Linked DNA regions of Homo sapiens: regions 1, 2 and 3 are each linked to region 4. Evidence: read pairs that join two places in POLR2A ChIA-PET (ENCODE). Cell type or tissue: HepG2. All regions are shown on one strand. Each heading gives the region's core, and the rest is flanking DNA. Links, peaks and the distances in the headings are about the cores only. Region 1 holds the start of LOC105371062 (a long non-coding RNA gene). Region 2 holds the start of GLIS2-AS1 (GLIS2 antisense RNA 1). Region 3 overlaps SRL (sarcalumenin). Region 4 holds the start of LINC01569 (long intergenic non-protein coding RNA 1569).

Region 1 (7,225 bases), core at 1,276-5,275, 70 kb after region 4:
GAGCTCTTGCCTGGAAGAAGGAGGACTGTTTTAAAGATAAATGTTAAGTAATATGCCAGAATCTGCCTCAAAATTGTACTGTTTCACAAGCCTCACCATCTTCACATTGTCTGCCATTAAGATGATAGAGAAACAGAAACAGAAAACGGAGAAAGCACAATCCGGGACCAGGATAAACATAGATAAAGTGAGGGGCATGAATGGAGTATTTTTAAGGGTAAGTGGATGTATCATCTGAATCCATGGGGGTTACACATGGTTATATGCAAAAGGTGTGTGCAAATACATATGTAAAGTCCATGAGTGTGGGGAAACAGGTGGCCAGGTACTTAGCACAGTGCCTGACACACAGGAGCTCATCACCCGTGTGCCATCAGAGTGAATAAGTGGGTTTGGGGGAGTAAAGAAGGTGTCTGTGCGGTTTTTTGAGACAGGGTCTCACTCTGTCACCCAGGCTGCACCCAGGCTGGGTGACGTGATGCAACCACAGCTCACTGCAGCCTTGAATTACTGGCCTCTAACGATCCTCCTTCCTCAGCTCAGCTTCCCAAGTAGCTGGAACTATAGGTGCACATCACCACACCCAGCTAATTAAAAAAGGTTTTTTTTTTGGCTGGGTGCGGTGGCTCATGCCTGCAATCCTAGCACTTTGGGAGGCCGAGGTGGGCAGATCACTTGAGATCATGAGTTCAAGACCAGCCTGGTCAACATGGTGAAACCCAGTCTCTACTAAAAATACAGAAATTAGCCAGGCATTGCGGAGGGTGCCTGTCATCCCAGCTACTTGGGAGGCCGAGGTAGGAGAATTGCTTGAACCCAGGAGGCAGAGGTTGCAGTGAGCTGAGATGGCACCACTACACTCCAGGCTGAGTGTTTTTTTTTTTAGAGAGATGGGATCTTGTCATCTTGCCCCGGCTAGTCTCAAACCCCTGGGCTCAAGTGATCCTCTCACCTCAGATCATTTTTCTTTAGAAGAAAGTAAAGGCAATAAAAAAGCATTAGAAAAACAAACTGGCTGGGCTAGGTGGCTCACACCTGTAATCCTAACACTTTAGGAAGCCAAGGTGGGAAGGTCATTTGAGGACAGGAGTTCAAGACTGGCCTGGGAAACATAGTGAGACCTCCTCTCTACAACAACAACAACAAAATTAGCTGGGTGTGGTGGCATGTGCCTGTAGTCCCAGCTACTCAGGTGGCTGAGGTTGGAGGATCGCTTGAGCCCAGGAGGTAGAGGCTGCAGTGAGCCATGATCCCACCACTGCACTCCAGCCTGGGAAACAGAGCAAGAACCTGTCTCCGTTAAAAAACAAAACAAATAGAAACTGAGAGTAGTGTGATGTGACATGAGGTTGTCTGTAGAATGCTGACCAGCCTGGCCAACATGACGAAACCCCGTCTCTACCAAAAATACAAAAATTAGCTGGGCGTGGTGGTGCATGCCGGTGGTCCCAGCTACTTGTAGGCTGAAGCATGAGAATCGCTTAAGCCTGGGAGGTGGAGATTGCAGTGAGCTGAGATCGCGCCACTGCATTACAGCCTGGGCGACAGAGCGAAACTCTGTCTCAAAAAAAAATATATATATATTATATATCTCTATATATATCTATATATATTTTATATTTTTTATATATAAAATATATAAAAAATTTGCTGGGCGCAGTGGCTCACGCCTGTAATCCCAGCACTTTGGGAGGCCGAGGCGGGTGGATCATGAGGTCAGGAGATTGAGACCACCCTGGCTAACACGGTGAAACCCCGTCTCTACTAAATATATATAAAAAAAAAAATTAGCCGGGTGTGGTGGCGGGTGCCTGTAGTCCCAGCTGCTTGGGAGGCTGAGGCAGGAGAATGGCGTGAACCTGGGAGGCGGAGCTTGCAGTGAGCCGAGATGGCGCCACTGCACTCCAGCCTGGGTGACAGAGTGAGACTCCGTCTCAAAAAAAAAAAAAATTATATATATACATATATATACACACACACATATATATATATATAAAGTAATTTTCATTAGAAAATTTACTGAGGATTATTTCCTGAACAAAAAAATACTTTAAAAAAATCTTAACTCCATCTCCATTTCATATTTGATCTTTACCATGATCTTGTAAAGTAGATGGGGGCAGGGATATTTCTTATTCCTAAATCCAAATCTAATGTGGGGAAACTGCATCTACAGAGGTGCAGTTTTGCCTGAGTTCGGCCTGAGTTCACTCTGCTAATGCAAGACAAACCACACCAAAAGGCCAATTTCGTACCCATCCCAATATCCTTTCTACTCTATTCCATCACATTGATTTGCGGTAATCTAGAGCTGACAGCATATTGTGCACTGTATATTTTTCAGACCCACTAAAAGATGAGATTTTGTATTGTGAAGAGTGCAAAAAGATGTTATATTTCCATTTTTTCCAAACTTCTTAATTTTTTCCCACCACGATTCCAAAAAAATTTAGATATTCTGCATATTAAGGCATAGTCTCTCCCCTGGGGGATGTAGCCATCTAGTAAGGGATACAGCGCACAATTGCAAATCAGGATACAGGGGTCTGGCAAAGGACTGTCTTTCTCATTTGCAAATGTAATTATTTGCAAAGCCTGATCAATGCATATAAGTTGATAAATTATGTAATGGATTACTTCTGTTGAGAAGAATCAATTGACACAACCTCAGGGCTCTTCAGAGAATACTGAGACACACTGTGGGGCTATGGAGTTTGGTTGGGGAAGGAGTGGAGTTTTAGCTACACTTTGAGGGATGGGCAGGTTTGGTGGGTCACAGATTAGGGGGGTGGAGCACGGGAAGATCGAGGGCGCCCAGACGCAGACAAGGGAAGACCGCTGTGTGTGGCGGGGATAAGGGAATGGAAGAGCAGCCAAGGTGAGAGGAGGTGAATTAGGGAATACTGGGCCTTCAGGGGAAGCCCAGGGAGTCTAGGCCTGAGGCCACTGCAGGTTTCTGAGAAGGGAAGACCAGCGGGCAGCGGTGCTAGGGCGATATGGGGAGGCCGGAGCGTGGCATGCAGGAGCCAAGGGCCTGCCCCTGGGTCTGCTGCGTTGGGGGGAGCGTGGGGTCTCTGTCCTCCCCCGATGCTGCCCCACTCCAATCCGATGCCAGCGCCCCACAAGGCGGCCGCGAGCAGAAGCCCATCCACCCCATCGGCCTGGCCGCCCGGGGGACCCCGCCCGCCCTGGGCGGGCGCCAATGTGTCCCTTTTCTGGATCCTTTGGGAATCAATTAAGATCGCGGTGACAGGGCCCCCAGGTCGTAGGAGCACCCGGGCCACCACTCCCCGCGCGGCGTGGACGGGCTTCCAGCATCCGTGCGGGGACAGGGCTGGAGGCTTCGGTGATCGCGGCCGGGTACGACCACTCTTCCTTCGTCTGAGGGAAAAGGTCGCGGCTGGGGAGGGCCTCAGATTTCCCCGGCACGCCTCCTCTCCTTAGTGGGGAAACTGAGGCCCGGGGCAGGGCAGTTCTGGACCAGGGTCGTGACCGTGGGGAAAGTGGGCACCTGGCTGAATCTGACCCCGTCCTTCGCGCCCGAATCCTCACACGCTGTCCCCGAGGGGGCCACTACCCGACCCTGCGGACAGGGACCGATCTCGCGGCCGCTCAGCTGTGACAGTGCCGGCCGGCTCGCCCCGCGCATGCGCACTGCCTTCCCTTCGGGCTCGGCCCCGCCCCCTCCGGGCTGCGCGCCTCGGACCGAGTCCGGGACTGGGGTCAGCGCAGGCGCAGACGCAGACGCTTAGCGGCGGCGCTTCCAGAACGCTGCGCTCGGGAGAGCCTCGGGGCCGGAGTCGCGTGGGCGCTGGGGGCGGGGCGGGCGCCCACTGCCTGAGCCGGATGGCAGAGCCGTCTCTCCGCCAGCTCCCAGCGCTGGCTCGCGTCCCTGGGTTCCGAGCCCAGCGACGCGCAAGCTCCGTGGCCGCCAGCGCCGGCCCTGCCCCCTCGCTGCTGACCTCCGCCGCTTCACGCCGCGGACTCAGCTCCCGGGCTTTGCGGTCGCTGCCGGTGGGATGGGGAGGGCCGCGAACCTCTGTCCTCTCAGGCATTCACCGCGTGGCTGGGAGGGCGCCAGGAGGCCGAGGCCGGGGCTGCCATGCGCTCCCGGTGCCTCACCCCGCAGGTCGGTCCGCCTCGTGGGCTGTGGGGCAGACGACCGGGAAGCCCCGAGATCTCCAGATCCTCGATCGGGACCGAAAAGGCCCTGAACTTGTGCAGTGACTTGCCATTGAGTCCGGGAGGTTCTGGAGACCTGGGTGACGGAAGAACGCCCAAGGCCGACTGCTGCCCTCAGTTATCGGGGTGAGGTTTCCACCTGAGGCCGGCGCCCAGGGCAAACAGGAAATGCGAGTTTTAGGAGATTCTCCTACCGGAATGTCACCTCCCTTCCCCGCCAGAAACGAACCGCCCTCTCCGCCAGTAATTGAAAACCGAAGGGCAGCCCTTAGCGAATGAAAACTCCAGAAACCAGGAGGGTCAGGGAGGGTCATCATCTGAATAGAATGACTCTTGTGGCTCTTGGGGTTTCCTGAATCAGTCATTTTAGGAACTGAAAAGGCCTTACGAGGATCAAGTGGTCATTAGCTTCTCTTTCTTCCCTCCCTCCCTCCCTCCCTTCCTTCCTCCTTCCTTCCTTCCTTCCTTCCTTCCTTCCTTCCTTCCTTCCTACCTTCTTCCTCTCTTTTCTACTCTTTTTTCTTTTTGAGACTGCAACCTCGAACTCCCTGGGCTTGGGTGATCCTCCCGCCTCAGCCTCCCGAGTACTTGGAATTACAGGCGCGCGCCACCATGCCCGGCTAATTTAGGTTTTTACTTTTTTATCTTTTTTGAGACGGAGCCTCGCTCTGTCGCCCGGGCTGGAGTGCAGTAGCCTGATCTCAGCTCACTGCAATCTCAAAACTCCCAGGCTCGAGCGATCCTCCTGCCGCAGCCTTCCCAGTAGCTGGGACTACAGGTGTGCATCATTACACCTGGCTAATTTTTTATTTGAAAGAATTTTTGCTAACGCCGTGCGCGGTGGCTCAAGCCTGTAATCTCAGCGCTTTGAGACGCTGAGGCGGGCGGATCACAAAGTCAGGAGTTCCAGACCAGCCTGGGCAATATGGTGAAACCCTCTACTAAAAATACAAAAATTAGCCGGCGTGGTGGCGGGCGCCTGTAGTCCCAGCTACTCGGGAGGCTGAGGCAGGAGGATTGCTTGAAGCTGGGAGGCAGAGGTTGCAGTGAGCCGAGATCAAGCCACTGCACTCCAGCCTGCCTGACAAGGCCAGACTCTGTCTTAAACACAAAAACGAACAAAAAAAAGTTTACCGGGCGCTGTGGCTTACGCCTGTAATCCCAGTACTTAGGGAGGCGAAGGCAGGTGGATCACTTGAGATTGGGAGTTCGAGACCAGTCTGACCAACATGGTAAAACCCGTCTACTAAAAATACAAAATTAGCCGGGTGTGGAGGCACAGGCCTGTGATTCCAGCTACTCAGGAGGCTGAGGCAGGAGGATCGCTTGAACCCAGGAGGTGGAGGTTGCAGTGAGCCCAGATCGTGCTACTACACTCCAGCTTGGGCAACAAGAGTGAAACTCCGTCTCAAAAATAAAATAAAATAAATTGGGCTTCTCGCTCTGTCGCCAGGCTGGTCTCAAACGTCTTATCTCAAGCGATTCTCCCGCTGCAGCCTCTGTGCTGGGATTACAGGTAGGAGCAACCGCACCCTGCCTGGCCTCTCTTTGAAACCTGCCCAGTGACAGGGATCTCAATGCAGGGCATTGCATGTCTTCTGACAGGATGCTGGTTTAGGTCACTCCCTCTGCCCTGCAAGCCAGCTGTGTCCCCAGCATTTCCCAGGGCAGAGATAGATCACTCCCTGTGAGAGTGTTTTGGTGTCAGTGTGGAACGGCTTCCCTGTTTGGCCCCCTGGGTATACTGGAACCTGGGAAGGGACCTCTCCAGCTAACCCAGGGCTGGGCAGGGAGTTACTGAAAGGAAAAAGGAATTTATTTTTAATTTCCTGGGTTTTCTTGGCTGTTGCTTTGGAGTGGAGATCATTTAGACATCTGGTACCCTGATGGCCTGAGAAGAGAAGGAAAGTCCTTGGAAAGGAGTTAGGTGACTTCTGGGTAAGAATGAGCTGATACAATGGTGGAGAGTGGGGAGAGCTGCTTAGTGGCCAACCTGGCCATCATTGCCGTATTCACTAGGGAGCTTTTATTCTCATCTGTGTCCTCCTCCTGTAACTTAACACCTAGAAGTGGCAGGGAATTGGATCATGAAAGAGCCATATAGTCCAGCCTACTCATTTGTGTGTGTGTATGTGTGTCTATATATATGTCTATATATATATAGGTCTATATATATAGGTCTATATATATATAGGTCTATATTGGTCTATATATATAGGTCTATATTGGTCTATATATAGGTATATATATGTCTATATGCATATAGGTCTATATATATGTCTATATATATAGGTCTATATATGTCTATATATATAGGTCTTATATATGTCTATATATAGGTCTTATATATGTCTATATATAGGTCTTATATATGTCTATATATAGTCTGTATGTCTATATATAGGTCTATATATATAGTCTGTGTCTATATGTATAGGTCTATATATATAGTCTATGTATAGGCCTATATATATGTCTATATATATAGTCTATATATATAGGTCTATATATATGTCTATATATAGTCTATATAGGTCTATATATATGTCTATATATGTCTATATATATCTATATATGTCTATATATCTTTATATACACTATATATGTGTCTATATATCTATATAGATACTATATATGTCTATTATATATCTATATATATAGATATATATATTTTTTTTTAGAGACAGGGTCTCACGATGTTGTCCAGACTTAAACTCCTGGCCTCAAGCAATACCCCTGTCTCCGCCTCCCAAAGGGCTGGGATTACAAGCATGAGGCCCTGTGTCCGGACCCAACCCACTCATTTTAAAATTGAGGAAGTTTGAGGCCTGGAAATGGAAAAATGTGGCCCAGGGTCACGGAGGGAGCTGGTGGCAAAGATGAGACTTAAATTCAGGTCTCCCGATTCCCAGGCCTGCCCTTGTTCTCTACACTCTTTGTATTAGTCAGGATCCAGCAGAAAACAGATTAAATTGGGGACATTTAAAGTGGGGGCTTTGAGGCAGGATATAGGGAAACTGCTATGGAATGTGGAATATTCTGG
Region 2 (7,225 bases), core at 2,196-6,195, 74 kb before region 4:
CCAGCTCCCTGTGCAGAGCACGGGGCCGGACCACACCCAGCGTCCTCTCCCGCTTCTCTCTTGCCGCCCGGAGCTTGGTGATACTCAGCTTCAGGTCGAGCGGCTCGTCCAGGGAGTGCATGGTGAGGGGGCCGGAGTTGGAGGTGGCAGCAGGCAGTGGGCTCCCAGCTGGTCTTCACGCAGGAACCTGGGGAAGGACAGGAGCTGTGCTGTGGCACTGAGACCCCAGGCTTCTCCTCGGGCTGTACTCATGACAGTCTAACAGGAGCAGGAGCAGGGGGCAGTGTGAGGTTGTCTCCTGGGTAGGGAGACCCTCCGAGCGACCTGGCCGGCAGCTATCATGGGGGGAGAGCCAACAGCCTCCTCAGAGATTCCGCATCTGCTTCCCATGAGTCTCTTGGGGAAGACAAAGCTCACATTCTTCATTTTGCCATGAAACTGAATTTTATTTGCTGACAGAGTCTCGCTCTGTCACTCAGGCTGGAGTGCAAGTGGCACAATCATAGCTCACTGCAGCCTCGACCTCCTAGGCTCAAGCGATCCTCCCACCTCAGCCTCCCTGGTAGCTGGGACTACAGGCAGGCACCGCTCCTGGCTAATTAAAAAAAAAAATTTTCTTTTTTGTAGAGATCGGGTCTCTCCATGTTGCCCAAACTGATCTCGAACTCCTGGCCTCAAGCGATCCTCCTGCCTTGGCCTCCCAAAACGCTGGGACTACATGCCTGAGCCACCACGCTTGGCGAAACTGCGTCTTTTACAGGCATCGCCTCAGATCGCAGAGCTCAGAAGTGGAAAAACTATCAGATTTGCCAAGACCAGCTCGGTCGGGAGACTAATCCGGCGGCGCTAGAGGAATTAAAGACACATACGCAGAAATATAGCGGTGTGGGGTGGGAAATCAGGGGTCTCACAGCCTTCAGAGCTGAGAGCCTTGAACAGAGATTTACCCACGTATTTATTGACAGCAAGCCAGTCATTAGCATAGTTTCTATAGATTATAGACTAACTGAAAGTATTCCTTATGGGAAATAAAGGGATGGGTCTGGCTAGTTATCTGCAGCAGGAGCGTGTCCTTAAGGCACAGATCACTCATGCCATTGTTTGTGGTTCAAGAACGCCTGTGGCCGGGCGCAGTAACTCACACCTGTAATCCCAGCACTTTGGGAGGCCAAGGCGGGGAGATCACGAGGTCAGGAGATAGAGACCATCCTGGCTAACACGCTGAAACCCCAACTCTATTAAATAACAAAAAAAAAAATTAGCCAGGTGTGGTGGCGGGCGCCTGTAGTCCCAGCTACTCGGGAGGCTGAGGCAGGAGAATGGTGTGAACCCGGGACGCAGAGCTTGCAGTGAGCCGAGATCGCACCACTGCACTCCAGCCTGGGCGACAGAGCAAGACTCCGTCTCAAAAACAAACAAACAAACAAAAAGCCAAACGCTTTTAAGCAGTTTTTCCGCCCTGGGTGGGCCAGGTGTTCCTTGCCCTCATTCTGGTAAACCTACAACCTTCCAGCGTGGGCGTCATGGCCATCATGAACATGTCACAGCGCTGCAGAGATTTTATTTATGGCCAGTTTTGGGGCTAGTTTACAGCCAGATTTTGGGGGGCCTGTTCCCAACAAGATTCAAGGCCTGAAGCCAGATCTCCCGGGAACTGGCTAGCCGTGTCCTAACAGCCTTTTCTGACAGAGCAGGAGCCATGCTCCGGACTCCCGCCCTGTTTGACCCCAAAGATCTAGAACCAGGCCAGGGGGCAAGGAGCATCCTCTGAAATGGCCGGCAGGTAGCCACGCTCACCACCAAGGAACTCGCACCAGGCAAACCGAGAAAGTGGGCACAGCCAGGGGCCCCACCGCCCTCCCTGCAGAGGCCTAGAGGAGAGGCATCGCAAGCCAGGGAGCCCCAGGGCGCTGGGTCGCCACCAGGGGGCAGCTGGGGATTGTGGCCTGGCCTGGCCAGCTGGGGCAGGGTTGGTGGAGTTGACCAGCTGTATCTGGCGGTTAATATATAAATATGTAGAAATTATTTTTTACTGGAGATGGTATTCTTTTAGTATCACTTCCCATGCTGTAATTTTCATCATTTTTCTTAGAATTTCTCACTGGTTTAATTTTCATTTTCTTTTTGGAAATGGAGTCTCTCAGTCACCCAGGCTGGAGTGCAGTGGTGTGATCTGGGCTCACTGCAACCTCTGCCTCCCGAGTTCAAGCGATTGTCCTGCCTCAGCCTCCCAAGTAGCTGGGATTACAGGTGTACACCATCACACCCAGCTAATTTTTCTATTTTTAGTAGCGACAGCGTTTCACCATGTTGGCCAGGCTGGTCTCAAACTCCTGACCTCAGGTGATCTGCCCACCTCGGCCTCCCAAAGTGCTGTGATTACAGGTGTGAGCCACCTCGCCCCACCTGGTGTAATTTTCCTCACATGCAAATGATCTAACAGTATCCACCGACCCAAGAACAAGGTCAACACTTCATTCTAAACCCAAACTTCACATTCAGAGCAGCAATCTTTTCCTACGCGGTTAAACACGACATTTCCTTGCGTTTGTTCATTGGGATTATTACAACTTGAAAATCTAACTGCCGCACAATCACGCTGTGAGATCCCGTCTTTCGCGGTATTGGGGTCTTTACTCAATACCAAAGGGCGGCCATGGTGGACATAACTACTACATGGTGAAATACTTTGGATATGCCCCCGTGTGTTTCCCTGGGGGCTAGCATAGCCTGTGAGTGGGGAGAGATGCTGTCCACAGGGCAGGACAGGAAGGCAGCTCCCACGTCCTCCCCTTCTGCCCTGACTCTCCAAGCAAGTAGGGCATAAAATGGTCCCCCCTTCACTGGAGATCCTCTGCTTCTAGGGACACATCCCCAGACCCCACCCCAACATGGCTGACACGGGGGTCTCAGCACAGGGGGGCTGCCCACCTCTCCCAAGGCTGCATCATCAGAGCCAGGGCAGCTGCACTAGGCCGTGGGACCTAGGTCTGCGATTCGCCCCTGTTGGAGCTGTCAGATTGTTTGAATTTGCCTCCCAGGCCATGCATGGGCCAGGGGCTCCCAGAGATGCGGTGGGGTAGGGACCACACCCCCGCTAGCAGGTGGGTGGGTGACAGTGATGGATGGACCAGGGTCCCCTCCACTGTTTCTCTGGCTGGACAGGGAGTTGCCCTCTGCCTGAACCCCTGCCAGTTCCATCTGTCTATCTGTGTGTCTATCGTCCTGCTACCTGTTTATTTTTAGACACAGGCGCAATCCAGCCTCCCCGAAGCTCCTCTGTGCTGGAAGCCTGGACGGGGAGGAAGGAAGTAAATATTTATGCTGATGAAGAATTCAGGAGCCAGGAAGGGCTGGTGGCCTGGTCCCTTGGCTGGCCTGGGGCCACAGGCCTCCCCACAGCCTCTGTCCTCACCCCCACCCCCACCCTTCCGGAGAAGGGGACCACAAGGGCAGGATGGTTTGGGAACTGGGAATTCCAGCTGACGGGGACACTCACTGGCAGCGCTGCCCAAGCAACATCCTTTGGCACCTGCCCCACTGCCTTCCCAGGACAGATGGGGACTCGGGGAGCCAGGGGCCCTGAGTCACCTTGTTCTTAGGGCCTGCAGGGGACACTTCCCCAGGAGGAGCCTGTCTCCCCAGGTGGGGCCAGCCACACGGCCCAAAGCCAGAGGGAGGACTCCAATGCACCCCCTTCATCAGCAGGTCCAGTCCCCAGGGGCACCCCCACACACTTCCTGCCACTGGGTCCTGCCAGGGAGGCAGGGGTTCATTCCAATGCAGGCCAGAGCCCGGCACACGGCCTGCGTCCCTGCCCCCGGGAAAGGAAGGAGCTGCCCCCAGCCCTACACCTCCCAGCATCCCTGTTCCAGGCCCTCCCCACCCAGAGTTTTTCCTCCAATGGAGGCCCCACCCCAGAGGGGAGACGGTCAGTGACCCTGCTTCAGTTCTGACCTTGGCCAGGCTTAAAGCCTCCCCTTCCACCCCCGCCCCGACCGGCAGCAGCCAGTTCTGGGCTCTGCTCTGTGCTTTTGTTCCCGGCTGGGTGAAGGGGGCAGGCGAGAGCTAGGTTCCTGCTCTCCTGAAAGCCTCGGAGGCCCAGAGCGGGGAGCAGCGGGCCTGCAACCAGGGAACCCTGAGTGAGTGCCCATGAGCGGGTGGCCGTGGCTCTCCCCAGCGTAAGGCCGACAGCCTGGCTCTGGACAAGCTCAGCCAGAGGCCTGGGTGCTAATTACTGCGGGGTCCCGAGGGCAGGAGCCGGCTCTCGGTCAGGTGGGGGCACCCCGTGGATGCTCCCCGGGCGCAGCGCAAGGCCCGCCGGCCCCACGCCCCTCTGCGCCTCCTGGTGGAGCCTTCCGTTCCTCAGTTTCCCCCCGGTGGGACAGCGCAGCGTGGAGGGTGCACAGAGCCCAGGGCCGCGTCTCTCGAGCACTCAGCCTGGGATGCGCCCAGGGCAGCGCCCCCACACGCAAGGGCCCAGGGGTTGGGGCGAGGGCTGGGGTTGTCGGTGGGGGGTGGGGGTGGCCGCGGAACCGGCCGCTGCGCGGCTCCTCCAGCTGCAAAAGGAACTAATTAGAGCGGGGCGAGCGGGAGGAAGCGGCTGCGGCGAGGGAGGAAGCGCGCGGGGGCGGCCGCGGGGACCACCGGGACGGCGGGGGCTTCGGGGGACCGGGCCCTGCCCTTCCCACCCACCGCAGGGCGGGGGTCACCCGGAGGGTGGGCTGGGCGGGCCCCCCGCCACCCTGGCCGAGACAATGGCTGCTATTGTGTGCCCGACCGCAGCCCGAGCAGACGGCCCCCAGCTGCAGCGCTGGCGGAGCCACCCGGCCCCCCGCCCGCAGTCCCCGGCCAGGCCAGGTAGCCAAGGATCCCGCCCTGGCAGGCGGGGCCGGCCACTGTCCCCACCCTCCCTACTGGAAGGCACGGGGCGACCCAGCACACTCAGGGAAACTAAGGCCCGGAAAAGACAGTCTCTTCCAGGGCCCCTTGGCCTGGGGTGGGTCATACACCAGAGGGGGTAAAGGACCATTAGGTACTGACCACGTGTCAGGCCCATCTGTCCATGGATTCAATGACCCCTCTACAACCCTGCCTGGCAGTAGCTGCTGTCATTTTCCCGATCTCACAGATGGGGAAACTGAGGCTTGAGATCACTAGGCTAATAGGGAGCTGGTTGGAGTCCTGCTCTGAATAAAGCTCCTTCTAGGCCAGGCGCGGTGGCTGACGCCTGTAAGCCCAGCACATTGGGAGGCCGAGGCAGGAGAATCCCTTGAGTGCAGGAGTTCTACACCAGCCTGGGCAACATGGAAAAATCCCGTTTGAAGTAAAAAAATCAGCCGGTGGCCGGGCACGGTGGCTCATGCCTGTAATCCCAGCACTTTGGGAGGCCGAGGGCGGACCACCTGAGGTCAGGAGTTCCAGACCAGCCTGGCCAACATGGCGAAACGCTCTCTCTACTAAAAATACGAAAATTAGCCGGGCGTGGTGGCAGGTGTCTGTAATTCCAGCTACCCGGGAGGCTGAGGCAGGAGAATCGCTTGAACCAGGGAGGCAGAAGTTGCAGTGAGCTGAGATCGCGCCACTGCACTCCAGCCTGGGCGACGGAGTGAGACTCCATCTCGGAAAAAAAAAAAAAAAAAAAAATAGCTGGGCGTGGAAGCAGGGACCTGTGGTCCCAGCTACTCGGGAGGCTGAGGTGGGAGGATCGCCTGAGCCTGGGGAGTTTGAGGCTGCAGTAAGCCGAGATCACACCACTGCACTCCGGCCTGTCTCAAAAAACAACAAAAAAAGCTCCTCCTTTCCTGCTTGGGGGAGGGTGGCTGGCAGGCCCTAAGCCTGTGGAGGTGCAGGGTGCACTGGGGGGCTGTGTGCACCCACCCTGAGAACCACTTGGTCTCTTTGCAGAAGGAAGCGGGTCCTCTGTAAGATGGGGCTGCATCCCTGCCCCGCTCCCAGCAGCATGGGGTCAGGTGAGTGACCAGCGTGGCAGTGTTGTCAAGGGCAATGTGAGGAACACCCCTTGCCTTGGAGTGTCCTGCGAGTGCGCTTTTGGTCAGCAGTGGCCATTTAGCTGAGAACTTGGAGACAAGGCCTCAAGATGCATCTCTCAGAAGTCTATGTGGTCACCTTTGTTTTTTTTGTTTGTTTCTTTTTTGAGATGGAGTCTCACTCTGTCACCCAGGCTGGAGTGCAGTGGCACGATCTCAGCTCACTGCAAGCTCCGCCTCCCAGGTTCACAGCATTCTCCTGCCTCAGCCTCCTGAGTTGCTGGGACTACAGGCGCCCACCACCACACCCGGCTAATTTTTTTGTGTGTATTTTTTTAGTAGAGATAGGGTTTCACCGTGTTAGCCAGGATGGTCTCGATATCCTGACCTCGTGATCCGCCCACCTCGGCCTCCCAAAGTGCTGGGATTACAGGCGTGAGCCACCAAGTCTGGCCTTTTTTTTTTTTTTTTTTTTTTTTTTTAAGACACAGAGTCTTGCTCTGTCTCCCAGGCTGGACTGCAGTGGCGTGGTCATGGCTAACTGCCGCCGAGGCTCAAGAGATCCTCCTGCCTCAGCCTGCAGAGCAGCTAGGACCACAGGTGCACCACCACCACACCCAGCTCATTTTTAAATTTTTTATTTTGCAGAGATGGGGGGGTCTCCCTGTGTCATCCAGGCTGGTCTCGATCTCCTGGACTCAAGCCATCCTCCTGTCTCTGCCTCCCAAAGTGCTAGGATTACAGGCAGGAGCCACCACGCCCAGCCCGTCATCTTCTAATTTAACAGAAAGAGGAAGTGAGTCCCTGGTCACTCCTGAACCAGTCAGAGAAACCCTGGTCTGTGGGTGTCCCTGAGTCTATTACTGGAACCATCACTTCAGCAGTATGGTCTTACAGATGGGGAAACTGAGGGCTGAAGGGGGAGGCATCCAGCCCAGGCTGCACAAGTAGGTGGCAAACCCACAACCAGAAGCCACGGGCAAGCAGCATGAGGACAGTACCCATAGCCAGGTGCGGGTACTGTGAAGGCAGGTGCTGTTTCATCCCCATTTTACAGATGCAAAAACTGAGGCTCAGGGGAGTGAAGTGACCCATCCAAGGTCCCACAGCTTGTCCGTGGCAGAGCTGGGTTTCAACCCCAGGTAAGTCCAGAAGCCATGTTCACTATTGGCCCTTCCTATGTCAGGGGCTCAGGCTTGGTACCCCCTCCCCGCCCAGGGACTTGTGGGGCTAGG
Region 3 (7,225 bases), core at 1,861-5,860, 54 kb after region 4:
TTTGCCTTCTAAGCCTCAGGGAGCACACACAGAGGTGGGCAACAGAGATGGAATTCTCATCCACCAAAGAAAGGGCTTGCAGTGAGGCAGCAGGCCGAGACAAGGTTTCAGACACACTACTGAGGTGAGGAAGGAGGAGAGAGGTTTTAAAAAAAAACAGCTCAGGCCGGGCACAGTGGCTTATGTCTGTAATTCCAGCACTTTGGGAGGCTGAGGTGGGTGGATCACTTGAGCCCAGGAGTTAGAGGCTGCAGTGAGCTATGATTGCACCACTGCACTCCAGCCTGGGTGACAGAGCAAGATCCTTTCTCTAAATAAATAAATAAATAATAAAATAAAATAACCAAACAGTTCAGGAAGCTTTGGGGGTGGGTAGGAGAATGCCTTTTCATTTGGAGGTTTCTGCGAGTTGAGATGTGGGCCAGCTCCCCATATGCAAATACATTGCACAGTCGCTGGGCTGCAAACAGCACTTGCTGCCCACCAGGCAGGGGTGGAGCTGCCCTGGGTGGTGAGGCCCCTCCACAATGGAGGAGCTGCCTGGATCGCACCTGCGTGATGCTCTTCCCCCGGCCCTCTCTGTCTCCAGCGGTGCTGCAGCGGCTTCGGAAGATCTACCACTCATCCATCAAGCCTCTGGAGCAGTCCTACAAGTACAATGAGCTCCGGCAGCATGAGATCACAGGTAGGGCTTGAGATAACAGGTAGGGCTTGAGATTACGGGTACGGCGCAGGCCTGTCGGCGGGGCCACACTGCTGACCGGCCTGGACTCTCCCGGTACCCACACAGGTTCAGGAGCTCATTCATGATGTGTGCAAGGACTTGTGGGTCTGGGTCTGGGCTCCCCCTGGGAGTTGGAAAGGACGACACCTCCATCACGGAACTACCCTTTCACCAGCACAGCGCGATGCTTTACCAGGGTGTTACAGATGCATTTTGGTTTTAAGCCTTTATGCTTCAGTCATGCACATTTGAGTTTTCAAAGGCGATGATGCCTATTTCAATCCCTCCTGTGCTCCAGAGGCCACAGGTGCCCCCTGTCTACTCATGGGTGGTGCCTGAGTCCTCTGATCACTCCGTTCCTTCCCCTCCTGCTATTGCCCTTCCACTCTGCTTCCCTTGGGCCTGGATTCTTTACAAAATTGATTTTCAAAATAATAAAAATAAGACACACTTGTTGCAAAAATTCAAATAGTGCAGAATGGTATACGTTGAAAAATAAAAATTATATTCTTGACCTCCAGCTTTTTTTTTTTTGAGATGGAGTCTCGCTCTGTCACTCATACTGGAGTGCAGTGGCGCAATCTCGGCTCACTGCAAGCTCTGCCTCCCAGGTTCACGCCATTCTTCTGCCTCAGCCTCCCGAATAGCTGGGACTACAGGCACCTGCCACCACGCCTGGCCAATTTTTTGTATTTTTAGTAGAGATGGGGTTTCACCATGTTAGCCAGGATGGTCTCTGTCTGCGGACCTCGTGATCTGCCCGCTTCGGCCTCCCAAAGTGCTGGGATTACAAGCGTGAGCCACCGCTCCCAGCCGACCTCCAACTTCTTTAATTCGACTCCCAGAGAAACACATCGTTATAGTGAAGCCTTCCAAGCATTTCCTCTTCATGTGTGAGCACATAGATGGATGTTGTTTTTTGTTTTTACAAACATGGGATCCTGTTAGGTGAGCTGTGTGTGTGGAAACCTCCCTCCTTCCCTCTGACAGCTGTGTGCTCCTCCCCTGCGTGACCACGCCATGCTCTGGAAAACCAGCACCCTCCTGGTGGCTCACGCCTGTAATCTCAGTACTTTGGGAGGCAGAGGTGGGAGGATGGCTTGAGCCCAGGAGTTTGAGACCAGCCTGGGAAACATAGTCAGACCCCATCTCTACAAAAAATACAAAAATTAGGGGCGGGCGTGGTGGCTCACACCTGTAATACCAGCACTTTAGGAGGCCAAGGCGGGCAGATCATGAGGTCAGGAGTTCGAGACCAGCCCAGCCAACATGGTGAAACCCCGTTTCTATTAAAAATACAAAAATTAGCCCTGCCTAGTGGCTGGCGGCTGTAATCCTAGCTACTCAGGAGGGTGAGGCAACAGAATTGCTTGAACCCGGGAGGCAGAGGTTGCAGTGAGCTGAGATTGTGCCACTGCACTCCAGCCTGGGTAACAGAGCAAGACTCCATCTCAAAACAAACAAACAAACAAACAAACAAACAAACAAAACACACACACAAAAATTGGGCCCAGCGTGATGGCTCATAGCACTTTTAAAAACAATCCGATGGCCGGGCACAGTGGCTCACACCTATAGTCCCAGCAGTTTGGGAGGCTGAGGCGAGCAGATCCCTTGAGGCCAGGAGTTTGAGACCAGCCTGGCCAACATGGCAGAACCCTGCCTCTACTAAAAATCCAAAAATTGGCTGGGTGTGGTGGTGGGTGCCTATAATCCCAGCTACTGGGGAAGCTGAGGTACGAGAATCACTTGAACTGGGGAGGCAGAGGTTGCAGTGAGCCGAGATTGTGCCACTGCACTCCAGCCTGGGTGACAGAGTGAGACTCCATCTCAAAAAAAGAAAAAAATAGCTGGACATGGTGGCATGCGCCTGTGGTCCCAGCTACTCGGGAGGCTGAGGCAGGAGGATCATTTGAGCCTGGGAGGCAGAGATTGCAGTAAACTGAGATTGCACCACTGCACTCCAGCCTGGGCGACAGAGTGAGACCCTGTCTCAAAAAAAAAAAAAAATTGGAACCCTGGAATTAAACATTTTGCTAGTTGTTGCCATATTGTCTCCCATGATACCAATTTGTACTCACAATAACAGTAGATGAGAGTCCTTGTTTCCCAACAGCAATGCAATTTAAAAATGTTACTCATCTTTAAAAAATTTAGCAGTGGTATCTTATTGTTTTTTGAATGAGATTAGAAATCTTTCCCTGTGTTAATTGGGCTGTTTCTATATGATCTCATTTGATGCTCTGGATGGCTGTAAGTGGCCAGGGTGTAATAGGGTTTGTATTCTTCCTGCTCTACAGAGGGGAGCCTGAGGCCCAGAGACGTGCTGGGTTACCCAGGATCACACAGCTGGAAGCAGGGAATACCCTGTTCCACAGCTACCTGTACTATTTTTTGTAGCCTAGCAGCCAATTATCGCCCCCCTTTGTAGTGGATGCACAGCTATTGGTATGAGCTTGCAGAGCCTCCCGAAGGGTTTTTCTTTCTCTCTTGGCCCTAAGACCCGGAGTCTTGGCCCTCCTAGGAAACTTGTGTGTACAGCAGCAGGGCCAGGAGCTCCAGAGTCCCCAGGGCATGGCGCTCTGCAGGGAGGTCCCGCTTCCTTGCCCCTGCACTCACCTTTTGGGCTTGGTTCTTAACTCCTAGTCTCTGGCCAGCTTCCTTGTAACCTCTCCCAGGCTCACCTCCCACCTCCTGTATAGGCCAGCGGTGCCCCCTGCTGTGAGGAGCCGAAACCACAGCACCAGGAAAGGGCCCTGTTTGTGGTTTGTCTCGGAGAACCGGAACATCTAGGGCTCTCCTTGGTGTCGCCTGGGCCGGTGTTAAGATACTGTGACATCTCTGTGGCTGTAACTGGGGATTCCTGCCACCCTCTCAGCCTCCTTATCCCTTCCTGGCCCCCAGCCAGGGCTTGACTTCCACAGAGATGTGAGTGTCTCCTGTGTATTCACAGACAGGGAGGGATGGGGCAGGGCCATGGTGTTGCTTTCAGGCAACGTACATGTGCCTGCCATGTATAAGACACCACCTGGTTAGGACTGAGCTTTAGCCTCGGAGAAGGAAGACCAGAGCATCCGAAGGCAAGATACAGAAGAGGAAGCATATGGCAACGCTCTCTGTAAAAAGATGGGGCCGGGTGTGGGGGCTCACGCCTGTAATCCCAGCACTTTGGGAAGCCGAGGCAGGTGGATCACTTGAGGTCAAGAGTTCGAGACCAGCCTGGGCAACATGGTAAAACCCCATCTCTACTAAAAATACAAAAATTAGCCAGGCGTGGTGGCACGCACCTGTAGTCCCAGCTGCTTGGGAGGCTGAGGCAGGAGAATGGCTTGAACCCAGGAGGCAGAGGCTGCAGTGAGCTGAGATTGTGCCACTGCACTCTAGCCTGGGGAACAGAGCAAGACTCTGTCTCAAAAAAAAAAAAAAAAAAAAAGGAAAAGAAAAGAAGATGGGGAGGGGCTGGGTGCCGGGCTCATGCCTGCAATAGAAGCACTTTGGGAGGCCAAGGTGGGTGGATCTCTTGAGCCCAGGAGTTGGAGACCAGCCTAGGCAACATGGCAAGACCCCATCTCTACTCTAAATACAAAAATGAGCTGGGCTTGGTGGTACATGCCTGTGGTCTCAGCTACTCAGGAGGCTGAGGTGGGAGGATCGCTTGAGCCTGGGAGGTTGAGGCTATATGAGCTATGATCACACCACTGCACTGTGGTTTGGGCGACAGAGTGAGACACTGTCTCAAAAAAAAAAAAAAAAAAAAAAAAAGATGGGGAATATGTTAGCTACAAATATTGCTTATATATGCATTAAAATGTCTAAAATAACATGTAAGAAGTCAGCAGTGGTTACCTATTCCAGGGGGTGTCAGGGCTGAGGCAGACTGGGATGGAGATGGGAGACTTTTCACTGTTTACCTTTTTATATTCCTGATCTTTGAACCAAGAAATTAAATAAATTAAAATCATGATAAATAAATGAAACAAAAGGGGAGTGCCTAGTGTTTTTAGGGTGGCCTGCTGGCCTCAGGGAGACGAGTCTGGAGAACTTCAGTGCTGAGTTATGCAGGACTGGCCCTCTGTGCTGTAGTCCAGAGAAGAGCTGGAAGAGCTGAGGCCTGAAAATCTGCAATAAGACTGACCACACCCCACGTTGAAAGCCTCTCCCCTTCCCTCCCTGTCCACTGGATTTGAAAGCACGAGAGCATTCTATTTTTCCTCTTAGGGACCCACCTGGAGTGGCCCTTGCAGGGTCATCTCCCCAACATGGCCTTCGGAAGGACATTGGATGCAGGACCCAAGAATTGCCAGTTCATTGTTTGGTTTTGGGCACTGGCAAATTTGTCATGGACTTTAGAGGCTAGTGTTTGAGAGTGGCCCTAGAAGAGGGTAAGTGCAATGGTTCATAGCTGTAATCCCAGCATTTTGGGGAGCCAAGTGAGAAGATTGCTTGAGCCCAGAAGTTTGAGACCAGCCTGAGCAACGTTGCAAGACCCCATCTCTACAAAAAAAAATTTTTAAATTTGCTGGGCATAGTGGTGCATGCCTGTAGTCCTAGCTACTACTTGGGAGGCTGAAGTGGGAGGATTGCTTGAGCCCAGTAATTGTAGTGGGGCACAATTGCACCACTGCATTTCAGCCTGGGCAACGGAGACCCTGATTCTAAACAAAAGAGGGCAGAAAGAGAGAGAGAGACACTGGCCTCAGAGTCCAGGATTAGGCTGTATTGGGAATTTGGGGAGCCCCAGGCTGGAGGAGAGGAGAGCTGCAGAGGCTGGAGACAGGAAGGGTCTGAGTCCAGACCACCCAAGATTATACAAGCTGCTCCACATCCATCCTCCATTCTCAACCCAGATTCTCTCCATGTGGAAGCTCCGTCCTCCTTTCTCTATGGGCTTTTCTCCTCCAGATTTAACCAGGAGACCTCACCCAGAGTGAGTTCGGAGTCAGGGTTTGTTGAATTCACTGAGATCCTTCTTGTGGTGGGGGCAGACGTGCCAAGGATCTGGGCAAGGCCCAAAAGTGACTTCTGTGTCTTTTTACTGGGTGATCACACTTACGTAGCAAGAGAAGCGCCACTGGGGGCTACACACGTCTGATTCATGGAGAATTCCACAACTCAGTTGGATGGACGGTGAGATGCTTTGGAGTACGGTGCCATACCCCTTGTGTGAACTTTTGTTAGTTTTATTCCATTTCTACTTCCTGTTGCCCACAGATGGAGAGATTACCTCCAAGCCCATGGTACTGTTCCTGGGACCGTGGAGTGTTGGTAAATCTACCATGATAAACTACCTCCTTGGGCTGGAAAATACTCGCTATCAGCTCTATACAGGTAATCAATATTCTTGTGTGATTGTTGGGATTTGAATGTTGTATGTAAAAGCACCATGAAAATTTAAATCACTGGCCGGACATTATGACTCATGCCTGTAATCCCAGCACATTGGGAGGCCAAGGCAGTGGATCACTTGAGGCCGTCAGTTTGAGACCAGCCTGGCCAACATGGCAAAAACCCATCTCTACTAAAAAAAAAATACAAAAATTAGCTAAGCATGGTGACACGTTCCTGTAATCCCAGCTACTCAGGAACTTGAGACATGAGAATTGCTTGAACCTAGAAGGCAGAGATTGTAGTGAGCTGAGATTGTGCCACTGCACTCCAGCCTGGGTGACAGAGCGAGACTCCGTCTCAAAAAAAAAAAAAAAAAAGGAAAGAAAAGTTATGCCACATGCACGTGTTAAAATACAAAATTTGAAAAAGGCTGTGCATGGTGGCTTTATGCCTGTAATCCCAGCACTTTGGGAGGCTGAGGCAGGAGGATGACCTGAGGTCAGGAGTTCGAGACCAGCCTGGCCAACATGGTGAAACCCCGTCTCTACTAAAAATACAAAAAATTAGCTGGGTGTGATGGCGGGTGCCTGTAGTCCCAGCTACTTGGGAGGCTGAGGCAGCGGAATTGCTTGAACCCAGGAGGCAGAGGTTGCAGTGAGCCAAAATCGCGCCACTGCACTCCAGCCTGGGCGACAGAGTGAGACTCTGTCTCACAAAAAAAAAAAAAAAAAAAAAAAAGAAAATTTGGAAAAAACAGAAAACAAAAAAAGACATCTGCACCAATGTCCATAGCAGCATTATTCACAATAGCCAAAACATGGAAACCAGTCAAATGTTCATCAATGGATGAAAGGATCAAGAAAATGTGGTCTGTTCATACATAAATTATTATTCAGCCTTAAAAAGGAATGAAATTCTGATATCTGCTACATGGATGAACCATGAAGACATTATGCTAAAAGAAAGAAGACAGACACAAGAGGACAAATACTGTCTGATTTCACTTATATGACAGTAGGCGGCTGGGCGCGGTGGCTCACGCCTGTAATCCCAGCACTTTGGGAGGCCGAGGTGGGTTGATCACAAGGTCAGGACTTCAAGACCAGCCTGGCCAAGATGGTGAAACCTTGTCTCTACTAAAAATACAAAAATTAGCTGGGCATGGTGCTGGGC
Region 4 (6,912 bases), core at 1-4,000:
TTTTTTTTTTTTTTTTTTGAGATGGAGTCTTGCTGTGTCACCCAGGCTGGAATGCAATGGCACGATCTTGGCTCACTGGAACCTCTGCCTCACAGGTTCAAGCGATTCTCCTGCCTCAACCTCCTGAGTAGCTGGGACTACAGGCACCCACCATCATGCCCAGCTAATTTTTGTATTGTTAGTAGAGATGGGGTTTCACCATGTTGGCCAGGCTGGTCTTGAACTCCTGACCTCAGGTGATCCACCCACCTTGGCCTCCCAAAGTCCTGGGATTACAGGTGTGAGCCACCGTGCCTGGCCTGGGCCCGGCTGACTTTTTTATATTTTATTGTAGAGGCAGGGTTTTGCCATGTTGCCCAGGCTAGGCCATGGTCCTTTAAATCCTTCACTCTTCCGTGACCAGAGATCGATTTACACCGTGGTCCCCTCCTATGCCTCATGCTCACAGTGCTGGGTGCTTGGGGACTGAGGCCAGAGCAGAAGGCAGAATCACAGCTCACCCCACGATGACAGTGGACACGAACTCTTCACAGAAAGGCAGGAGTCTGCAGGTTTTCTTGGAATTTTACAGTGAACAATTCAATGGCACTTCATACATTCACAGTGTTACACAGCCTACCTGGTTCCAAAACATGTCCGTCACTCCAAAATGACTCCATGAAGCAGTCACTCCTTCCCCCTCCTCCCAGTCTCCAGCAACCACCTGCTTTCTGGTTTTAATATCTTTTTTAAAAAATTAAAGTAGTTGGCTGGGCGTGGTGGCTCACACCTGTAATCCCAGCACTTTGGGAGGCCGAGGCGGGTGGATCACATGAGGTCAGGAGTTCAAGACCAGCCTGGCCAACATGGTGAAACCCCAACTCTACTAAAATACAAAAATTAGGCTGGGCACAGTAGTGGTTCACGCCTGTAATCCCAGCAGTTTGAGAGGCCGAGGTGGGCGGATCACTTGAGGTCAGGAGTTTGAGACCAGCCTGGCCAACATGGTGGAACCCCGTCTCTACTAAAAATACAAAAATTAGCCTGGCATGGTGGCGAATGCCAGTAACTGTGGTCCCAGCTACTGGTGAGGCTGAGGCAGGAGAATCACTTGCACCGGGGAGGTGGAGGTTGCAGTGAGCTGAGATTGTGCCACTGCACTCCAGCCTGGGTGACAGGGCGACACTCCATCTTAAAAAATAAATAAATAAATAAATAATTTTTAAAAATGAAAGTAGTTACATTTAGTAGAAGTCACACTTTCTGATTTTTGGTTTTGCGTGTTTCCTACACGCAAATGCATAGTTTCCTACCCACCACTATGATCAAGATATGATTTAAAGAAAAAATAAAACAGGCCGGGTACGGTGGCTCACGCCTGTAATTCCAGCACTTTGGGAGGCCAAGGTGGGCGGATCACCTGAAGTCGGGAGTTCGACAGCAGCCTGACCAACATGGAGAAACCTTGTCTCTACTAAAAATACAAAATTAACCGGGCGTGGTGGCGCATGCCTGTAATCCCAGCTACTCGGGAGGCTAAGACACGAGAATCGCTTGAACCCAGGCGGCGGAGGTTGCGGTGGGCCGAGATCGCGCCATTGCACTCCAGCCTGGGCAACAAGAGCGAAACTGTCTCAAAAATAAATAAATAGATAAATAATAAATAAAACCAAAGCAAAATAAAAAAGATATGAATTAGTTCCTTCATTTCCAATGCCCCCCATGCCTCTTGGTGGTCAACCCAGCCCCTAGGAGCCACTGATCTATGTTGCCATAGTCTTACCTGTGACATGTCATAGAAATGGGATAACCCTGCCTTTTGAGCCTGGCTTCTTTGCACTGCAGCCAATTTTCTCTTGCTGAGATTATCCAGCTAAATTTACATAGGATCTGGCCCGGCACAGCGACCCCTTTCGGCCAGGTGCGAAACGGCAGGCCCGACGGTCCCCACGCAGCTCCTAAGAGGATCAACAGAGGGCGCAGTGCGCCCGGAACGCCCAGCCCCTGCGAAAGCGGAGGCTCCTCTCTCGGTCCCTGCGGGACAGCTCAGTTCTCATAGGCCAGAGGCGTGGCTTGGGGGCGGGCCAGGGGAATCCCACCTCCCCTTGCATGCTCAAGCGCGCCGGGCGATGGTAGGCGGTCTCACCCGCAGGCGGTGGAAGTCAGGGGCGCGGCTGCGGCCCCGCCCCTTCCCGGACTCGCCCCGCCCGTCCCCTCGCCGCGCATGTTCCCAGACGCCTCAGGCCATGGCGCGCGCGCTCCCGCCAGCACGCACGTCTGGCCCCGCCCCCGCGCCTGGCGCCCGCGCGCTCTCTCGCACGATCTGCTCCCGGACTCCTTCAGCGCGCTGCCTGCCTGCCCAGGGCCTTCCCGGAGAGCAGGTGACGGCGGCCTCCGGGCATGGAGCTCGCGCTGACGAAAGGTTCTGGAAGCCGCCGTAAAAAGTAATCAAGAAACGGGTGACAGGACTTTTCGTAAGACATTTAATTTTTACCCAGAGTATCCGAAACATTGCCGTGTCAATCTCAGTGCGATGGGAGACTGCCGGCCCCAAGGAGCTGCTCGTCCTTCTGCCGAGTTCCGGCCCGGACCCGCGGAGGAGGAGACCGCCGCGCCGGAGCTCGGACCTGACGTTTTTGTGAAGCACAGGGGGCGTGGGAGGGACCGGATCAATGCGGCACTCAACAAAACCTGTTTTTAAAAGAGTCGTGCTGTGTCGCCCAGGCTGGAGTGCAGTGACGCGATCTCGGCTCACTGCAGCCTCCACCTTCCGGGCTCAAGCGAGCCTCCCGCCTCAGCCTCCTGAGTAGCTGGGATTACAGGCACACACCTCCAGCTCGGCTGTTTTATTTATTTATTTTTTTTTTGAGACGTAATTTAGCTCATGTTGACCAGGCTGGAGTGCAGTGGCGCGATCTGGGCTCACCGCAACCCCCGCCTCCCGGGTTCAAGCGATTTTCCGCCTCAGCCTCCTGAGTAGCTGGGGTTGCAGGCATGCGCCACCACGCCCGGCTAATTTTGTACTTATAGTAGAGACGGGGTTTCTCCATGTTGGTCAGGCTGGTCTCGAACTCCCGACCTCAGGTGCTCCGCCCGCCTTGGCCTCCCAAAGTGCTGGGATTACAGGCGTGAGCCACCTCTCCAGGGCCAAAAGCCTTTTATTGGAGTACTGGGTAACACATTCAGAAGAGGGTGCATAGCTTAGGCGCTCCGTGAATTTTCACAAACTGAACATACACCCAGGTAGCCAACACCCCCAGCAAGCCCCAGAATCCCCTCATGCTTGCTTTCTGCCACTATCAAGCAGTTTGCTTTCTTTCAGATTTTTAAGTTTTGAAATAATTATTGAAATGTACAGGGAGAAGTCTGGGTTGGTGGTTCTAACCTGTAGTCTCAGCTACTAGAGAGGCTGAAGGGGGAAGATGGCTTTAGCCCTGGATTTCTAGACTAGCCTGGACAACATAGCAAGACCTCATCTCTATTTGTTTTTGAGACAGAGCCTCGGTCTGTCACCCATGCTGGAGCGCAGTGGACCTCCGCCTCCCGGGTTCAAGTGATTCTTCTTTCTCAGCCTCCCGAGTTATTTGGGATTACAGGTGTGCGCCACCACGCCCAGCTAATTTTTTTGTATTTTTAGTAGAGACGGGTTTCACCATGTTGGCCAGGCTGGTCTTAAACTTCTGACTTAAGGTGATCTGCCCGTCTCGGCCTCCCAAAGTGCTGGGATTACGACGTCAGCCACTGCTCTTGGCCTATCTTTTTTTTTTTTTTTTTTTTTAAAAGAAAGAGATGTATAGGGAGATCACCCAGTATCCCTCAGTGTTAACATCTTGCATAGCTACAGTTAGCATAGAAGCCAGGTAATTGACATTGGTACTGTACATGGGACTTACTCAGATTTACACGTTTTTTAATGTTTTATGTGTATGTAGTTCTCTATTCTCTACCATTTTTATGAGAGTTCCAGTTGCCTTGCATTCCCACCAGCACTTAGTATTGTCAGATTTATCATTATTTAGGTATTCTGGTAGGTGTATGGTGGAATCTCACCATAGTTTTAATTTCTTCTCTTTTTTTAAAAAATAGGAACAAGGTCTCACCATGCTGCCCAAGCTGGTCTGAAAACTCTTGTCCTCAGGCAGTCCTCCCACCTCGGCCTCCCAAAGATCTGAGATTACAGGCATGAGCCACCACACCTGGCCTTGGTTTTAATTCCTGTCACAGTATATTAGTTTTCGCTGTTGTGTATTGATTGATTGAGACAGGGTCTCGCTCTGTTGCCCAGGCTGGAGTGCAGGGGCATGATCCCAGCTCACTGCAACCTCCACCTCTTGGATTCAAGTGATTCTCCCGTCTCAGCCTCCCGAGTAACAGGAACCACAGGTGTGTGCCAGCACGCCTGGCTAATTTTTTTTTTTTTTTTCTTGAGGTGGAGTTTCACTGTTGTTGCCCAGGTTGGAGTGCAGTGGCACAATCTCAGCTCACTGCAACCTCTGCCTCCTGGGTTCAAGTGATTCTCCTGCTTCAGCCTCACGAGTTGTTGGGATTACAGGCGCCCGCCACCACGCCCAGGTAATTTTTGTTTAGTAGAGACGGGGTTTCACCATGTTGGCCTGGCTGGTCTCGAACTCCTGACCTCAGGTGATCCACCCACCTCGGCCTCCCAAAGTTGTGGGATTGCAGGCGTGAGCCACTGCGCCTGGCCTAATTTTTCAATTTTTTGGTGGAGATAGGGTTTCACCATGTTGGCCAGGCTGGAGTTTTGCCTGTTCTAGAAGCTTGTATCAGTCATACAACACGTAAGTTCTTTTTGTCTAGCTTCTTTTGCTCAACACAATATCTCTGAGATTTATTTATGTTTTTATGTAAACATAAATGTTCATTTTTCTTGCTAAGTACTATTTCATTGTATGAATAGACCACAGTTTGTTTATCCATTCACCTAGTGGTGGACATTTTATTTATTTTTATTTATTTATTTATTTATTTATTTTTGAGACAGAGTCTTGCTCTGTCGCCCAGGCTGGAGTGCAATAGCTCAATCTCAGCTCACTGCAGCCTCTGCCTCCCAGGTTCAAGCCATTCTCCTGTCTCAGCCTCCCGAGTAGCTGGGATTACAGGCACACACCACGACACCCTGCTACTTTTTGTATTTTTAGTAGAGACAGGGTTTCACCATGTTGGTCAGGCTGGTCTTGAACTCCTGGCCTCGTGATCCATCCACCTCGGCCTCCCAAAGTGCTGGGATTACAGGCATGAGCCACCGCACCTGGCCATGGTGGACATTTATGTTGTTTCCAACTTAGGGCTATTATAACTAGATTTTAGTAGCTACCATCCCCCAAATGCATGGTACCAATTTTCTCTCCTACCAACAGCATGTAAGGTGACAGTTCAGGAGAAGTGTCCTAAGCATGTGTCATGGACCCTGTTTGGGGGGTGATTTCTTTGAGGCGGGGCCAGGCATTCTTGGTTCTCTGTGGCCTCCCCTGCCCTATTTTTTTTTTTTTAGATGAAGTTTCACTTTTGTCACCCAGGCTGGAGTGCAGTGGTGCTATCCCGGCTCACTGCAACCTCCGCCTCCTGGGTTCAAGCGATTCTCCTGCCTCAGCCTCCCGAGTAACTGGGATTACAGGCATGCACCACCGTGCTCAGCTAATTTTTGTATTGTTAGTACAGACAGGATTTTGCCATGTTGGCCAGGCTGGTCTCCAACCCCTGGCCTCAACTGATCCACCTGCCTTGGCCTCCCGAAGTGCTGGTATTATAGGCATAAGCCACCGCGCCTGGCTGGTCCCCTGCCCTATTTTAAGAGTCTCTATTAGGGATAAACTTCATGGAAAATGTATGTCTGTTCTAAGAATGTTCTCAAGTGTCATTACCTTGTGCTGTATCTGTTTCCTCTTTACGAGGATTCTCAGAAGAAATTCTTGCCGAGTCTCAATAGTTGAAATAATTTCACTCCTTCCAAGCATTTGGTTTGCTCTTATTTTAAGGACACTGAATTGGGCAGGTGGTCAAGTTACACACATGTGAGGGACTGAAATATATGGTGTCATTTTTTCCCGTTAGTCTTACGAATGGTTCCATACTGTGTGCCTTCCTGTTTTTCTTCCACTAGTACTTCCAGTTCGTGCTTTCTTGCTATATTTTATAGAGAAAGGCCATTTCTATGTCTTTCTGGTACTGGGTGGGTTATAATAAAAACGTGCCTTTGGTGCCATGATTTGGGGGTGTCTTTGGCCGTGCAGCAGAGCGATGCCCCAGCTCTGCTAGATGTTTGAAGGGCTATTGAGTGGAAGAGGGGTCCCTTCCTGTGACCTTGGCCCCCTTATCAGTTGACTAACTGGCCCCAGACCAGTATGTAAAGCACATGCAAATCCTCAAACAGCCTCTTGGAGCCAGCTGGCCATGCTGTCCTCAGCTTCAGATTTTTTTGTGTTTCTGGCTCCACGGTGTTCCCCCGCATCCTAGTCCATCCTCCTGTCCTTTCTTGAACCAGCTGTCTGTCTGTGCTTTCCTCGATGCTGTGTGGCCTTGTAGCATTTGTCATTTTCACTCTGTTGAGTTGGCCGGCTTGGCCTCCCTTGTCCTGCAGGTCCTGGGCAGGGATGGCGTTATATCATCCTCTGCCTTTGTCTCCTTTCTCCTCTTGCCCTGCTGAGTCGCAAGTTTATTCTGTTGGTTGACAAGAACCTGTGCTGACAGAGGAGGGGATAGGACTGGGGGCTGCGGCAGGACCAGCTCTAAATCTGGCAGCTGAAGAAAGGAATGAGTTCCCCAAAGCAGCTTCTCCCACCACACCCCCGATTGAGAAAACAAGGAGCTGGCCGGGCATGGTGGCTCGCGCCTGTAATCCCAGCACTTTGGGAGGCCAAGGCAGGTGCATCACCCAAGGGCAGGAGTTCAAGACCAGCGTGGCCAACATGGCGA

Evidence for each region. Peaks named below come from ENCODE experiments on the same cell type or tissue, not always from the same donor. Only the 100,000 strongest peaks of a DNase experiment are listed, where the experiment ranks them.
Region 1: POLR2A ChIA-PET joins it to region 4 with 10 read pairs; 18 of 35 experiments call an interaction of 5 or more read pairs at or near these places.
Region 2: POLR2A ChIA-PET joins it to region 4 with 15 read pairs; 17 of 35 experiments call an interaction of 5 or more read pairs at or near these places.
Region 3: POLR2A ChIA-PET joins it to region 4 with 26 read pairs; 19 of 35 experiments call an interaction of 5 or more read pairs at or near these places.

What each region holds. Positions count from the first base shown.
Region 1 is chr16:4,180,476-4,187,700 of GRCh38, reverse strand. LOC105371062 (a long non-coding RNA gene) reads left to right here and starts at 3,743. Exons shown (of 2, transcript NR_188654.1): 1 at 3,743-4,308. RefSeq lists silencers at 3,446-3,515, 3,526-4,175 and an enhancer at 3,579-3,873. In HepG2, for the core only: no CTCF peak of the experiment used is centred there; DNase peaks (open chromatin) are centred at 3,720 and 4,410; H3K4me3 peaks cover 1,313 bases.
Region 2 is chr16:4,325,177-4,332,401 of GRCh38, reverse strand. GLIS2 (GLIS family zinc finger 2) reads right to left here. Exons shown (of 7, transcript NM_032575.3): 2 at 1-187. The coding sequence starts at 121. GLIS2-AS1 (GLIS2 antisense RNA 1) reads left to right here and starts at 4,062. Exons shown (of 4, transcript NR_110901.1): 1 at 4,062-4,142; 2 at 5,908-5,972; 3 at 7,048-7,132. RefSeq lists enhancers at 2,834-3,834, 6,868-7,225. In HepG2, for the core only: CTCF peaks have their summits at 4,045 and 4,356 (motif pointing left); DNase peaks (open chromatin) are centred at 3,296 and 4,051; H3K4me3 peaks cover 1,028 bases.
Region 3 is chr16:4,196,626-4,203,850 of GRCh38, reverse strand. It overlaps SRL (sarcalumenin), which reads left to right. Exons shown (of 6, transcript NM_001098814.2): 3 at 590-685; 4 at 5,936-6,052. Among named protein-coding and RNA genes, the nearest start is that of SRL, 42 kb to the left of the region's middle. In HepG2, for the core only: a CTCF peak has its summit at 3,440 (motif pointing left); a DNase peak (open chromatin) is centred at 3,430.
Region 4 is chr16:4,249,188-4,256,099 of GRCh38, reverse strand. It overlaps LINC01569 (long intergenic non-protein coding RNA 1569), which reads left to right and starts at 2,311. Exons shown (of 3, transcript NR_039999.1): 1 at 2,311-2,453; 2 at 4,066-4,778. RefSeq lists a silencer at 2,043-2,302 and enhancers at 2,533-2,742, 2,807-3,429. In HepG2, for the core only: a CTCF peak has its summit at 1,920; a DNase peak (open chromatin) is centred at 2,079; H3K4me3 peaks cover 605 bases.